Regions from separate parts of the Homo sapiens genome. Here region 2 is linked to region 1. A link is a loop called in an ENCODE intact Hi-C map of the cell type or tissue named here. Cell type or tissue: GM12878. All regions are shown on one strand. Each heading gives the region's core, and the rest is flanking DNA. Links, peaks and the distances in the headings are about the cores only.

Region 1 (5,384 bases), core at 59-5,058:
GAATTATGGGCCTTTTGGCAGAAACCAATTTTCAAGAGTTTGAGTGTAGATTGATATTTTTCCCTTCTACTTTTTCTGTATCTTCTAAATGTTCCCAAACAACAACATGTCATCTTTATAATGTAAGAAAAACATTTATTTTAAAAATATTTTGCTCAGCTGTATCACTCTGTTGCTAAAGGATATGGCTTAATTTCCATTCTTTAGCAACAGTGGCTATTGGGAAGACAAAAAAAGTGCTTAAACATTCTTCTGTAACTCCATGTTGCAATTGTAGAGAAGCTGCACTTTTTCTATCAATTTTAATATCATATGGCAAAAAGAAAAAAAGGAAAAGAGAAGTTGTATTACTTTTGAGTGTTCTACACACCAATATAAAGGAAGAGCTCAATGAAGCCTTAGCTATGTAACACCATGATGCAGAACCTTAGCTCCCTAAACCTGACTCATTCTTATGTTGTTGATATAGTGATTGAGGCTGGGGAGCCATCCTACAGTGGCAGTGTGTTCAAACATAAGATTCTGTTATTATTATTATTATCATCATTTCAAAGAGCATGTTATTTGCTAGGTGTGAGACTTGAGAGTATAAGAAATGGAAAATGAGAGGCTCCAGTTTTTGGTACCTTTGCTATAGCAATATTTGACTTACATATCGTGAAACCAAGCACACAAGTCATACACAGTCATGCATCTCTTAACAACTGAGGTGCATTCTGGGAAATGTGTCATTAAGCCATTTTGTTATTGTGCAAACATGACAGGGTATACTTATACAAACCTAGATGGTAGAGCCTACTACACACCTGGGCTATATGGTATAGCCTATTGCTCTTAGGCCACGAACCTGTACAGCATATGACTATACTGAATATTGTAGGCAGTTGTAACACGATGGGAAGCATTTGTTTATCTAAACATAGAAAGAGTACAGTAAAAATTCAGTATTATCATCTTCTGGGGCCACTATAATATAGTCCATAATTGACTAAAATGTTGTTATGCAGTACATGACTATTTATATGTAAGTTGAATAAAAGAGTGGTATAGAAGTAGGAGCACTGGCCAGTGTGGCTGGAAGCTGCCCACCAGTCTCCATGTAAACAACTCAAAGGAATCTGTCCAAGCTGGACTTGTCAACAATGTTACTGAGGATTCCAGCATGACTGTAAATGCTCTGCTTTTAACTGTTCAGTTGGATGAAACTTGACAAATATTACAGTGGTGAAACTGTGACAAAAATTAAGACATAGAGCATTCCCATCACCTCAGAAATTTCCCCTTTACTGTCCATCACCCAACTTGTCCCAGCCCCAGAAAGCTGCTGATTGCATTCAGTGACTACACATTCACTTCGATGTTTTAGATTTCCTAACAAAAAATTATACTGTATGGAGTTTTTTATGTCTGGCTTCTGTCAAAAAACAACACTCCATGAATATTTTCAAGTTTTTGCATGATCTGGGCTTTTAAGCAAAAAGTCCTGGCCACCTGGGCTGAAGGATGATTGATGGTAACCATGTCTGGGAAGTTAGAGATGGGGAGTTATTCCAGAAACACTATGGTTCATCTGCTCTGCAGCCATTAGCTTACATTCCAAAGGGCAATGGACCTGAAGGCTTCTCCTTCCCACCTGAGAGGATCTGTTTATGTCAAAAAAAAAAAAAAACAAAAAAACCAGGTTTCTCTCTTTCCTCCAGAGGGGGAGCCAGGCAGCTGTACCAGCCACCCACATAAGCTGCAAGATTTATGATTTGGAGCTCCTTCTTGTGGCACAAACCAAATCACATGTGTAGGTGCCCACTGCTCTTCTTGCATCGTCCCATGGGGAGGGGCTGCATGGGGAACTGACACAAGATGCTCTGTGAATCATCAGGTCTGTCTTGGATCCAGAACAACATGCTTCCTGTCAGAACCAACCAACCAACCAACCAACCAACGACCCAACCAATGCATACATGTAGAAAAGACTTCACGGCTTCTTTCCCTCAGCCTTGTTTTAGAGACCCACCCACATTCATGTGTGTATCAGTAGTGGCTTTCGTTTTATTGCTGAGTAATATTGAATTGTGTAGACACACACAAAAAAATGTCAACGGTAGACCACCATAAAAATTTTCTAGGAAAGTTCAAAACTTATTTTTAATACACACACTCACACGCACACACACACATGCCCATACACACAAACACACACATTATGGTGGTCTACCATTGACATTTTTGACAATACTTTCATTTTAATGCCAGTAGACATACTCCTCTTGCAAATCCCACTGGCTCTAAGAAAAGCATATTCAGCTTGCATGCATGTGACCCTAAAAGTCAGGTGAAAATCTAAAAGGAAAAGCAGGTACTCCTGTGTATTTGCCTGTGTTAGGGGGAAGAAAAACTTGGAGACTTTAGCAAAAAACAAACAAACAAACAAAACAGAACAAAACAAAAAATCCTTCTAAGGATACATTGTCATTTCTCCTAAACATTCGGGCCATTATCAGCAGGCTGTGGTGTTAAGTCTTGTTTTTTCCTTTCTCACTTCCATTTTTAGCCCACAGAACTAAATCTAACTCATTTTAGGTAGTGCAATGTGAGACACATCATTTGATGCTTCTGACACTGAGGTCCCACAGCTGTGAAGGAGTGTCATGTTCCCTGGTCCACCCACCATTTAGGGCATCAAATCCTGGGGCTCTCTACACAAACAGATCTTGTAGATCTACATGTTTCTGACAACTATGTTGCAGCAGATAGCAACTACTTGCTGGAGGAAGGGTGGCTTTTCTAATGCATTGTAAAGGCAGTTTGGGCTGGTTGTGGAACAGAAAGTGCTGTGTGGACTGGATGACTGTTCTAGCCACACACTGTGGAGGGTGAGGTGCCCGCTCCTTCCACAGTGTCACAAGTTGATGTCGAGCCTGCAGAGCAGAAGCTGTGAAGCACCTGCCTCTCCTGAGGGCAGCCTGGAGGCATCACCTGCTGAGTTGTCTCTACCAAGCTGAAACACACACAGAAACCTCCTTTAGCAATTCTCCACGTGGACCAGTCACTGGAATTGCAGTGCCCTGGGCAAGAGATTAGTGAGATTTCACCAGCTAAGCAGGGCTGGGCTTTAGTAATGCTTGTTAGGGGATTTCCAAATGGTGTGGGGAGAGAATGTGTAATGCCTTCCCCACCTTTTGGGTGATATCACCTTTGAGTAAAACATAGTAAACAAAGTAAAAAATCCTGAGGGCAAGCCAACGAGGATTCTGGGGAAGGAATTTCTACTAAGCAGGGTAGTGCTTTCTCCATGGCCCTGAATCACCTGGCAGGGACTCAGCCTTGGAGGTTTCTTACACCACAAGATCATCTGTCTCAAACGTAGCCAGGGGGAAGTTAAGGGCAAAAGCTGATGTCAGAGACCCCTAGAGGCCCCTAGAGTAGTGGCTCCCAGTTGCTAGATGACAGCATTGTGCACTGTTCCTCAGGACACTCTACTTTGTTTAGTTTGTATAAACCAGTGACCTTTGCTTCTGCTTAGGCCACATGTTTCTGGGTAACTTTGCCACCCATGTACATCGTACAAAGTTCAAAAGTTGGGGCATTTCTCTGCCTCCTCCTGTTGCCTCATCAGGGATAACTCTGAGTTATCATTAAAACATAATGGATACATTTTAAACAAATTTTAAAATGAGATTTTTGTATTATCCTATTTTTATTAAAATATCGTTTGCAAATCTAATTCTCATTTTCCTGATTGTATTTTTTTTTTCCATTTCCAAGCCAAAAAGGATTACAAGAATTTTAACTTTGGCTTCTTAAAAAGAGCTAACTTGTTCTGGAGCACTATTTGCCTTTTTGCTCCTCAGGTCGAGACCACTCATCTCAGGCACGCAGAGGCTGTCTGTGACTATCCCAATTAAACAACTTGCAAGATCCTTCAAGCCAGAATTCAGGGTCGGCTCCAAGTGAGGGACACTTCACTGTTCTCTTCCACAACCAGACTATCATCTCTGCCCTAAGAGGAGCTGACAAGTCCACCTAGCAGACTAAAGAGTTGTGTACCAGGAGTCTCAAAGCTGTCTTCTGATGACCCACAGCTACCTTTCTGGGGGTCCTGGGGAGGTCACTTTCCTCATCTAGGTCTTAATCCCTTTTTATGAGATTGAGAGTTCTGAATGAGAACTACAAAGAACTGTTTAATTCTTGCCATCCAATGGCTAGAGGAGCATTTGGCGTGTGCCAGATATTCCCCGCTGGCCCCAGGGACCTCCTCTGCACCCCTTTCTGCCCTACTGTGCTCCCTAACAGGCGGACCTCTACCAGTGTTATTTCTGGGTCCCCTGCCCTCCAGCCCCTGGTTGGGGGTGGCCAGTAAGATTCACTAGGTATTAAACCCAAGAGACAGATATTTCTTCACTGTTAGCAAAGTCAGTCAGGCACCAGGAGAATGTCTCTGTGGGTGTCACTTAAGGGACTTTGGACACCTATGCTTAGGCTTGTTCAAATAAATGACATGTGAGTACTTTGCAGTTTGATAGTTCTATGAATCATGAATACAGTGCAATGAAAACGTCAACCTATAATGTTACCAGGGATTAATTGCTATGGATTATCATTCTTCTCTGCCTTGCTTTCTGCAAACATAACATTATTCCTTAAAAAACATATACACTTATGTGCACAAACACATGCACACATGATGTTTTTAGACTAATTAACATAATTAAAATTTTCTGAAATAGTTAAGTGGAATAGACTTTTTTCCAAAAATGACAGTTTCTTCTCCAGTGAAGAAGAAAAGACACCTCATAATTTAAACATTTCATTTGAAAATATATTCTCAGAAATGTATAATGTAGATATTGCTTTAAAACAAGCTCATCTTATGAATATTTCTCCAATTTGTCTGTAAGTTTGCCAATTTTTTTCTCCTTGGGTCAGGGTGCAGATATGTAGTGTGTATCAATTAGCATGATATATCTGCAATGTTTATATTAAAAATTACGAAAAACATGCTTCTCGAAACATGTAACTAGATACCAGTTAAGGGAGTCTCTGGTAGCCATGAAAATTGCACTCAGGGGACCCATAAGGTTAGCATTACATTGGAACAGATGATTGCCTAAGATTTGTAGCTGTGGGGACAAAGCTTTTGTCAGATCATTAAATCATATAACATCATAACCCCTTCTGCAGGAAGTCTGGGAGCCAAAATGGGATTGCTGAAATTTATGAGCAGAAGCACATGCAGTTTACTAGATAACTTGAAATAGGTAGAGCAAAATTGGAACCTCCCGACTCACTGAACTTGCTCTCCCCAGGCAGCTGTTGCAAATGGCCATGGTTTCCATGAAGAGTGCACAGATGGCTCCGTCCTCACAACTTCCTTAGAAAGATGGAAA
Region 2 (5,384 bases), core at 324-5,323, 96 kb before region 1:
ACAGGTGTAGTCTTCTTGGGTTATTTCTGTCTTAAGGCTATTTGTGTGTATATTCATTAATTTTATTAACATTCATTGACAAGTGTGGAGTCTCCAAATGAGACAAAAAATACTGTCCTTGCCTTCAAAGGGCATAAATAAAAGTTGGCAGGAGAATTAGAAAATTTTTGACTAATGCAACTTTTAATGCACATTGGACCCCTGGGGTTATTTTATAAGATTGGAAACATTTAATTCACTATAACTAAAAGTATATATTTTTAAACATTAAAAACAAAAGCATCCACAATTTCATCACCTACATAACTATACATGACATAGCATGCATGTGTTTAGATAATATGAACTGTTCAAGTTTTAAACTTGTCCCTAAACCAGGGTCTTTTTCCCCAAAAGTAAGTGTTATTAAGGACTCGTGGAATAGTTCAGATTAGTTTAAATGTAAATATCAGTATATATCTTAATACTATTTATGTATGTCTCTTTTTCTCTATCTATCAAGAGAAAGACACAAGAGAAATGAAACTTAAGTCTGTCCCATCCTCATATTCTGTGGTGAAGGGACAGAATGTTCTGGCTAGAAAGTAGAAATAATGCCGAATGTTAGGAAGGTTATTAAGCAGCCCACATGATTGAGGATAGAACATGTTTAATTTTGTTCTCAAAAAAAGAAAAATGATCTCCGTAAAGTCACAGCAGCTTGATGACAGTCTGGCCGCTTTGGAAGCTGGTAAGTCCTCTTCTGTCCAGGAACAGGGTAATGTCTGCGCTCAGAGCAGCAGTTCTCAAATGTTTTGGTCTCAGAATTCCTTTATATTCTTAAAAATTATTGAAGACCTCAAAGAGCTTGTATTTAAGTGAATTATATCAATAGATATTTACTGTCACAAAAATTAAAACCTGATTTTAATATTATTAATAAAAGTAACAATACATTTACTAGCACATACTGTGAAATAATAAAAAATATATATTTGGTTTCTGCCCCCAGTTTCTGGCATTTAGCTCCTAAAACTCTTGTAATTTCCTGGGTGATAGGAGAATCTTTTTTTTCTACTGAGGGTACTCTTGGTGGGCTCCTGGATGGGGTCTGGTAACCAGAAAGACCAACACATGATTAGAAGCTTGAAATTTTCAGCCATATCCCCCAGCCTCTGGGAAGGGGAAAGGGGCTGAAGATTGAGTTAATAATTGGGTGTTTTATTTTGCCTATTTGATGAAGCCTCCATAAAAATCCCTGAACAATGGGGTTCAGGGAGTTTCCAGGTTGATGAAAACACCCATGTGCTGGGAAGCTGGTGCACCCCAAATCCATGGGGACAGAAGCTCCTGTGCCCAGGAGCCTTCTGGACCATGCCCTGTGCATGTCTTCGTCTGGCTAGTCACCTATGTCCTTTATCATATCCTTCAAAATAAAGCAGTAAACATAAGGAAAGTGTTTCCCTGAGTTTTGTGAGCCATCCTGGAAAATTACCAAACCTAAGGAGGGGGCTGTGGGAACCCCTGATCTATAGCTGGTGGGTCAGAAGTACATGGTCTCAACCTGGGGCTTGTGATTGGCATCTGGGGTCAGGGGCAGTCTTATGGGATTGGGCTCTTAACCTGTGGAGTCTGTGCTCACTCAGTTAGATTCAGAGCTGAATTGAATTGTGTGATACACAGCTGGTTTAATGTGAGAAACCCCACCCCTACCGCCTCATTTTGGTGACCAGAGTGTTCTGTGTTGAGTGCATAGTAAGAGAAAACAGTTCTGTTTCTCCATTAAACACATACATACATAATGTATTATTAATACAAATACATTTTCTGAAAAACATAGTGACAAATGGCATTGTTTTCTATTTTTTGCAAGTCTATGTTTGGCTATATAGGAGACGCATTCTCATAGCTGCTTCTGCATTCGTCTTCTGTGATGTCGATTCAGGTAGCTTGTAGAAACCTCCAGTGTACACTCCTGAGTTAATAACACTGAACAAAGCAAATAACGTCTCATTATTATTACAAAAGTAGTTCTGATTTAGTGGACTCCTTAAAGGTTTACTGTGAACTCCACAGAGGCTCCTGGAACACACTTTGAGGACCCCATGTCTAGGGTGAGTTCAGGAAGGAGATGCTTAGAGATGATGGGATGAGAGGTTCTTGGGTGTCTACTCCATTCCTCAGGGAAAAATAATAATCAGATTTTTTGTATATTAGTATCAGCCCAAATAACTGTTAGATTACTTTACATTTTCTTTTAACCCTTGGACAAACAATTTACATCTAAATCCAATAACTTTAAGAAATGTGTTCATTTGTATTGCTACTAGAGCTGGCTAAATTTGTATAGATGTATCAGTTGAGATGTAAGTGATAATTTTTGGAATAAAAGTTATTTTGTATCTTTAATAGCGGTAAAGCACGTGTTCATCCTATGACCAGAAGGTTTTCTGAGAACAGTAATCACATTCAGTCTCCACATCTCCGGGGTCCAAACCCTTTACATTGGGCTTCATTGAAAGGATAAATTGGAGTTTGAGTTGATAAAAAAGTTATTTTAATGCTTTTACTTCATGTACCTTTTCTAAATTTTTCTTAGAAGATCGATATTAACACTGGAGCTATTTTAGGTAAACAATCAGATTTTGAAAATAATTTATTTTGGGGAACAATTCTAGTCCTATTAGCAATATTTCTTGGTTGGAACTTCATTAAGGTGGCTTTGAAAAGGAGCTTCGACTGCCCTGTGTGAGGCTGTTGGCACCCACTGCTCAGTCTCCAGCCTGAATCTCCCCAGGCATCTCTCTGTGTCCTGCTTCTCCCCAAGACCCTCTTTGCCTTGGAGTCTTCTGGGGTGCTGTCCCTAGCTCCAAGACAACATTTATTTCTCTCTGTGGTTTCTACTTCCCATTGTGAAAGCACAAGACTTAACCCTAAATCCACTAGTGACACTGATAATGAAGCAATGACTGTGGACCCCAGCCTGAAACAAGCCCTGGGGTGTGGGGTGCACTGAGTTGATGTCAGGCCTTCTGTTGTGGGTGTTTTATTTTGTCAAGTCATGGACCCACCCCTGGGCTCCAAGGACATTTGCATTATCTGGACACACTTAGAGGATGCTTGGAGGTAGAAAGGCTTTAAAGATTAGCCCTAAACCTCATGTTACCAAGCTAATAAAATGGTTAGCCATGATGCTAACTCACTTATTTACAATTTTAGAAAACAATATTCAATGTTCAAACAATATGTACTTGGGCCCTGTTATGACTGAATTATGACCGTTTCTCAATTCATATGTTGAATTCTCAACCCCTTGCACCTCTGAATATGACTGTATTTGGAGATGAGTCATTTAAACAGATGATTACATTTAAGTGGGGTAATTGGGATGGGCCCTGATCCAATATGACTGCGGTCCTCATAAGAAGAGGAAGTTAGAACACAGACACACACGCACACAGAAACACACACGAAAAAGCATGTGAAGATACAGGCAGAAGATGGCCATCTACACATCCAGGAAAAAAGCCACAGGAGAAACCAAGCCTGCCAACACCCTGACCTTGGACTTCCAGCCTCCAGGACAGAATATATTTTCACGGTTTAAGCCACCCAGGTTGTGCAGTATTTGCTATGGCAGCCAACCAGGCTGATACAGGCCTCTGTGCCTGACACTGCTCCAGGCCCAGGGAACACTGTATTGCGAGCCACCCTCAGGAACTTGCTCTAGTGTGTTCTCTCAGATTCATCCTATGCACAAGCTGGGCCCTTGGGGTCAGCAAGGCACTCTCTTTGCCAAGAACCTGTGGGCTAAGGGGCACACAAGGCTATACTTTGAGAATTACTAGAACATAGTCATTTATATCAGAAGAGATGGTCACAGGTAAAGCCAGAGTCTGCGTAACCAGACAAGATGCATTAATCAATTCATTTATTAAATATGTATTCTGCAATGTGGAATAGATGTGGAAATAGAGTCTGAGTTGGGTCCTCAGAGACATGATGGTCCAGTTGGGAGCCCAAGAGTCAGCACATTAACAGTGAGGGAAGACATAGTCAAGATGAAAGGGATTCCTGGGAAAGACACAAAGAAGTGGGCTGAGCCAGGAAAGAGTATGTTTAGGGGTCCCTGTGGCTGATCAGGGCAGAGTCCCTCCGGAGCAGGATCTTAAGTGCAACCTGAGGACTGGAAGGGCCTTGTGAGGAGCAGGGCAAGAGTCTCCCAGGCAGAGGGACCAGCCGTGCAAAGGGCCTGGGGTGGTGAAGGGCTTGCTGTATTGGAGCTGCTGAGGGAATCCCCTGTGTCTGGCCTCAGAGAGAGGAGCAGCAAACTGTGAGGCGAGGGTGGAGAAGTGAAGGGAACTGGGTTCCCAGGGGCCTGTGGGCCATGGCGAGGCATCTGAATTTTATTCTAATGCACTGGGGACACATTGAGGCCTGGTGAGCTAGTGAGGAATGTTGTGATTCCACAGAATTTTGGAAGAACCCACTGATTTGGTGGAGCAGGGGACTGAGGGGAGGAGTGCAGGAAGCTGGGAGCTGCTTAGCCTCTGTCCAGGCCACAGGGGCCAGCAGCCAGTGCTGGAGCAGCAGCCTGCCTTTCCTCTGCCTGTTGGCTCCAGGCCCCAGCCCGCAAGCCCCAGACCAGGCGTGGCTCTCCTCGAGTCTTAACATGACCTAAAAAGGGGGATTTAAAACATCTATTCCTTTCTATTGAAACATAGTTTTTTCCAACTAGGTTTTATTTTATTTTTTTTTAGATGGAGTCTTGCCCTGTCTCCCAGGCTGGAGTGCAATGGTGCAATCTTGGCTCAATGCAAGCTCTGCCTCGCGGGTTCAAGCAATTCTCCTTCCTCAGCCTCCCGAGTAGCTGGGATTACAGGCACCTGACTCCACACCCAGCTAATTTTTGTATTTTTTAGTGGAGACGAAGTTTCACCATGTTGGCCAGGCTGGTCTCGAACTCCTGACCTCAGGTGATCTGCCCACCTCGGCCTCCCAAAGTGTGAAGATTACAGGCATGAGCTACTGCGCCTGGCCGCAAGTAGTTACTTTAATAGCTGACATTCATTCAAGACTTACCAAATGCCAGACATCATTTTGCACATTTTCTGTACAGGTTGTTGTGTTATCATTGCAATAGCCATGGGATGTAAACATTTTCTTTTTTTTTTCATTTCTCAGGTGACGAGGATTTTATGGGCCTTAGTTTCTTTTTCTTTCTTTCTTTTTTTTTTTTTCTTTTTGAGATGGAGTTTTGCTTTTGTTGCCCAGGCTGGAGTGCAATGGCGCCATCTCAGCTCACTGCAACCTCTGCCTCCTGGGTTCAAGCAATTCTCCTGCTTCAGTCTCCCGAGTAACTGGGATTACAAGCATGTGCCTCCACACCCAGCTAATTATGTATT

Evidence for each region. A loop is a pair of places that touch in the nucleus more often than their neighbours do. Peaks named below come from ENCODE experiments on the same cell type or tissue, not always from the same donor. Only the 100,000 strongest peaks of a DNase experiment are listed, where the experiment ranks them.
Region 2: a loop joins it to region 1, with 2.0 times the contacts of the local background. A loop is called at or near these places in 1 of 110 quality-filtered maps.

The regions. Positions count from the first base shown.
Region 1 is chr7:46,151,153-46,156,536 of GRCh38, forward strand. No RefSeq gene overlaps it. Among named protein-coding and RNA genes, the nearest start is that of IGFBP3, 230 kb to the left of the region's middle. RefSeq lists enhancers at 3,122-3,191, 3,339-3,633. In GM12878, for the core only: no CTCF peak of the experiment used is centred there; a DNase peak (open chromatin) is centred at 2,829; H3K27ac peaks cover 1,329 bases.
Region 2 is chr7:46,055,274-46,060,657 of GRCh38, forward strand. No RefSeq gene overlaps it. Among named protein-coding and RNA genes, the nearest start is that of IGFBP3, 140 kb to the left of the region's middle. In GM12878, for the core only: no CTCF peak of the experiment used is centred there; a DNase peak (open chromatin) is centred at 3,327.